Regions from separate parts of the Mus musculus genome. Here region 2 is linked to region 1. Evidence: chromatin loops called from intact Hi-C (ENCODE). Cell type or tissue: heart. All regions are shown on one strand.

Region 1 (2,500 bases):
CAACAACAACAAAAAATTAGGAAAGGCTTTGGGATAATCTGTGTTCTGTGTAGAAGAATCATCAATAAAGATCTAATGGTCGCCGAGTGTGGTGGCGCACGCCTTTAATCCCAGCACTCAGGAGGCAGAGACAGGCGGATTTCTGAGTTCGAGGCCAGCCTGCTCTACAGAGTGAGTTCCAGGACAGCCAGGGCTACACAGAGAAATTCTGTCTCGGAAAAACAACAACAACAACAACAACAACAACAAAGACAAAATAAGTTAGGAGTTAGTCGGGGAACTAGCTTAGCTTATGGCCTAGGAGTTTGTAAATAATATTAAACATCTGAGTTGGTTCTCCCCTCACCCCCACCCAGGTAGTAAGGCATGGGTGGAAAAGCCCGAAGCTATAGAAAGGTTCATTTGGCTTATGCAGTTCTAGGTTACTGCACATCATTGCAGGGGGGCAAGGCAGGAACAACCTGAAGCAGCCTTCCACATTGGGAGGCAGGAGCAGAGAACGAGGCCGAGTGCATGCACCATTTTCTTGGCTTCCTTTTTTTCTCTCTTGATTCTCATACAATTCAGGGTCCAGCCCATGAAATGGGGCCACCCATAATCAGAGTGCTAGTCTCACCTCAGTTAACCAAACCCCTTTATAAGCACATCTGTAGGCCATCCTGAACTAGACTCTCTTCCTAGGTGACTCTAGATCGTGTCAAATTGACGAGTGAAAGAGTCCATCATGACAGTATAGGGAGGTCTAGGCTGGGCTGTGTAGAGAGCCTTGTAAGTGAGTCTGTAGAAAATACCCAACATAGAATGGTGACTCAAAAACAAACAAGGGCTGGAGGGATGACTCAGTGATTAAGACCATTTGCTGCTCTTGCAAATTGCTGATTTGATTCCAGCATTTGGTGGCTTACAACCACCTGTAGCTACAATTCCAGAGGAAACAGCACCCTCTTCTGGCTTTGAAAGACACCACACACATGTCCTGAACACCTGCAGGCAAAACACCCATCATACAAAACATTTTGAGAAGCAATGATGGTAGTTACTATTATTTTAGTATATGTATGGATGCAGCATGTGAGTGGCTGGTGCCCACACTGCAATATGATGTCAGACCCTATAGAACTAGAGTTACAGATGGTTACTAGCCACCAAGTAGGTTCTGTAAATCAAATCTGGGTCCTCAGGAAGAACAGCTATCTCTCCAGCCCCAAATAAACAAATCTTTTTTTTTTTTTTAAGAGCCACAGGGACATGTTCAAATAGATGGTAAACAGGGCTGGAGAGATGGCTCAGTGGCTAAGAGCACTGACTGCTTTTCCAGAGGTCCTGAGTTCAATTCCCAGCAACCACATGGTGGCTCACAACCATCTGTAATGGGATCCGATGCCCTCTTCTGGTGTGTATGAAGACAGCTACAATGTACTCATATAATAAATAAATAAATCTTTTTTAAAAAAGGATTGTATACACTAGAGTCTCTGAAGGAAATACAAGAGAATATTAGGCAAAATTAATATTCAGACAAATAATGTCTGGATTATATAGGAAAGAGCCTCTGTGGGGAGGGGAATCCTGGCCCCTGGGCTGGAAAAGTTCAGAGTAAAGGGTGGGTTGTGCCAGGTAGGGACTGAGGGATGCTGGGAGAACCTGGAGGCTATGTCGACTTGAATATGTTAAATATGCACCTCAGCCAATTGTTCTGGGTCAGAACTTCAACATCAATATTCTCTCATATGTGGAATCTAGGTGTGTTTGTATGTGTGTATTAGGTCAGGAAAGTAGAAAGGTGCTCATAAGGAAAAGGCTCTTTAGGGACCCGGGTGAAGGATTAGAAGGTAATAGAACACGTGTCAGTGGAAGCACGAAGGGTCTTCTTAGACAGGGAGGAGGAAGCAGGAAGACAGGGAAGGCACTGAGATGGGCACCAGTGAGGGTAGAGTAAAACGACATCTAGGATGAAAAGGCTGTAATGAAACCTATTGTTTTGTATGCTATCTTGAGGGGGCAGGGGAATTCCTCCACTGCCTCTAGTTCACTGTGGATTCTTTTTTCTTTTAATACAAGATCTCTCAGTAGTTCAGGTTGTCCTGGACTCTGAGTGTAGTCCAGAATGGTCTTGTACTGGAGGCATTCCTTCTGTTCCAGCCTTCTGAATACTAAGATTTTTCTCTTTCTCCCTCTTCTCTCCCCCCCACCCCCCCTTGTTCACCACATAAGTGCCTGGTGCCCTCAGGGCTAGAAGAGGAGTTACAGGTGATTGTCAGCCACCCCGTGGGTGCTTAGATTCGAACCCCAGTGCTATAAACGTGGGCCATCTCTCCCCTTGGTTTGTATCTTTTCTACCTTTTATTGACTGTAACGGGGTAAACCACTGTATCTTATGCTTCGGCTTCTTATCTATCAAATAAGTTGATAATGCCTGCTCTATTGGCCGGCTCTGAGAAGTAAAACAGTAAGAGAGCTTGGGTCCAGTGATTCTTCAAGCCTTGTTTTTGATATTGAT
Region 2 (2,500 bases), 130 kb before region 1:
CATAAAGCTCTAATCACAATACATGTATATGAATAGTAATTATTAAACCTATAGAAAGACCCAGAGGAAAATATGGGAATGGAATATATTCAGTAGGGTTTTTTCTCCCTTGTTGGACTCAAGAGTTTCATGTATTCCGGGTGGAAATCAGACTCCCTATGGAGCCAAAAGTAGCTTTGAACTTGGTACTCCTGCCGCCACCTTCCAAGTGCTGGGATTATGAGCATAAAACCCGAACCCAAGTTTGTAAAATATAATCTACCAACGGAGCCACAGCCTCAGCTCTCCAGTAAAGAACTCTCGTTATTCAGAAAGAGTTCTGTGAGCTGCAGCACCTCTGAGAAATATGGCAGATGAGGCAAAGGTAGGGGCTGCATTTATCCCGTTGTTTGCTATCGCTATATAAATAGCACTCTGCCTTCTAAGCTTTTCATGCTCACAAAAATAATCTTGGCAGGTGGATATTATAGTTACCATTTTATTCATGAGACAATAGGTTTAGGGAGGTAGAACGATTTGTCTGATGTCATCATGTGGAATGTAGTGGTTCCAAGATTCCTCCCATACATAAGCCTGAATTTTTTGGATCCACTGCTATGGGAGTCCAAGGGGAGGTAACAGAGCCTTCTTTTAAAAGCTTTACCCAAACCTGGGCCTGATGGCGCAACAGTGTAGCCCTAGTTACTAGGCAGGCAGGACAACTTAGTGGAAACCCTGTCCCAAAAAGTGATAGGGTATAGAGTAGCTTCAGTGTTACGAGTGCACCTGCCAAGCGTGTGCGACTCCCAACGTCCAATAATCAGTATCGCCAAAACAAAACAAAAACACTCGCCAAGCTGCTATGTCGGTGGGCTGCTTGCTTGGACTGGGTGAAGCACTAGGTTCCACTCCGAACACTGCAAAAAGTGAAAATAAAACAGAAATTTAAAAACCCTTGTCATTTGAAACGGCTGCGGTCGCGGTGGGCGGCGGCGGCGCGGGGCCAGGGTAGAGAGCGCGCCAGGTGGCACACTGGGCCTGCAGATGGATCCAGCAAAAACCTGAGCCAGCGCAGGTGGGTGAGTGTCAAGGCAATTCGTCTCCCTGGCGACTCCGCCCCTTTTCCCACCTCCAAGGGGCGGGGCAGCAAAGCGCGGGAAAGCTCAACGGGAACAGTAATGCCAGCTCCCGTCAGGGGCGGAGAAAAGGGAGCTCTCTTAAATGGGAAATAGATCTGGGCTCCCTCCTTCTCTCGCGTAAGAAGCCTATCAGCATACTACCTTAAGCTCTCCTTGGTTGTGGCCCAGGCCACGCCAGCACTTCCCAACGTCACCTCCCCCACTTCCGGTCGCAGCGTGTCCCAGGTCTCAGGTCTCGGTGGTTCCGGTTTCTTTTACACTCGGAATCCCAAAGTCTGTCCAGCTCTCCCGCAGAGGGAGGGGCCGTGCGTGGTGCGTACGCCCAGAGGCAGGCGGACGCCAGAACCGCATCCATCCGGATTATAAAGCAGTTTAGACTGCGAGGAACCCCAGGCAATGGTCACCCCGATGACGTAATGTTTGGGGGTGGCACCTCATTTTGTGACCCCCAGCACCGCATCCGTTCGAGCGCGGCTTAGCCTGAGGAAACGGCACGAACACTTAAAACACCCAGGTTCCACACGGAGCCGACGAGGTTCCCCTAGACGCGCCGCCATACAGCTAGAGTTCCTAAGTTTGTAGATGTGAGGCACAGTGTCCAGCTTCGAGCGACCAATGGAGAGAGGATGGCTACGCTTCTGAGCTAGCTAGTCACCCCTCGCAACCCAAAGCGAAGACTAAGGCTGGCTTCTTGCTAAGCGACAGCGGCGGCGGCCAATGGCTTTCGGGCTGCTCAGACAGGGCAGGTGGACTCCGGAGCAGCCAATGGGGAGAACCTTCTCCACAGGGCCCAGGCCCTTTGTCCAATAGTGATGAGAAGACTATGAGGGGCCAGTTCCGAGCGGGGTATGGAGGGCCAATCCCATACGGGACTGGGTGGGGCTCACAGTTGAATGACAGGTCCATTAGCCAATGGCGAGTATGAAAGCGGGCAGCCCGGACTAGGAGCACGGAGGGAGCTGAGGGAGAGGGGAGGCCGAAGCGGAGAGAAGCAGGAAGTAGCGGCGGCCGCGGGGAGGGCGGCGGCGGCGGTAGCGGCGGTGGCGGCTGGAACCGGGAGGAGGCCGTAGGGTCTCAGCCCGCACCAGGATCGGAACAAGTAAGCACGCTCGCGGCAAATACCCGCCCCTGGCTCCGCCCCCCGGGGGGGCGGGTAAATACCCCTGCCCCTCCCCCACTTGGTCAACTACCCCCTTCTCCGTGCCGCCGCCCCCTGGGGCGGCTGCTGGCCTGGCCGGGTCGCCGCCTTCTTCTTCGAGGACCACCGGTGGGAACTCCAGTTTGCTGGAAGCACGGCCCCCTAGCCTGGTAACGTGGGAGGGGGTTCCTGGACCCCTAAGTCCTGGCGCTCTTAGACTGAGAGGCAGTCAGAGTGCGGCCGG

What was found. Hi-C counts contacts between places; a loop is a spot of excess contacts. Peaks named below come from ENCODE experiments on the same cell type or tissue, not always from the same donor. Only the 100,000 strongest peaks of a DNase experiment are listed, where the experiment ranks them.
Region 2: a loop joins it to region 1, with 2.9 times the contacts of the local background. A loop is called at or near these places in 2 of 42 quality-filtered maps.

What each region holds. Positions count from the first base shown.
Region 1 is chr3:94,887,208-94,889,707 of GRCm38, reverse strand. No RefSeq gene overlaps it. Among named protein-coding and RNA genes, the nearest start is that of Psmb4, 1.5 kb to the right of the region's middle. In heart, a CTCF peak has its summit at 938 (motif pointing left); no DNase peak of the experiment used is centred here; H3K4me3 peaks cover 422 bases; H3K27ac peaks cover 467 bases.
Region 2 is chr3:95,015,037-95,017,536 of GRCm38, reverse strand. It overlaps Zfp687 (zinc finger protein 687), which reads left to right and starts at 2,080. Exons shown (of 9, transcript NM_001357863.1): 1 at 2,080-2,217. 4930481B07Rik (a long non-coding RNA gene) reads right to left here and starts at 2,008. Exons shown (of 2, transcript XR_003954670.1): 1 at 1,260-2,008; 2 at 1-896. In heart, a CTCF peak has its summit at 1,132; DNase peaks (open chromatin) are centred at 1,126 and 1,946; H3K4me3 peaks cover 2,334 bases; H3K27ac peaks cover 1,906 bases.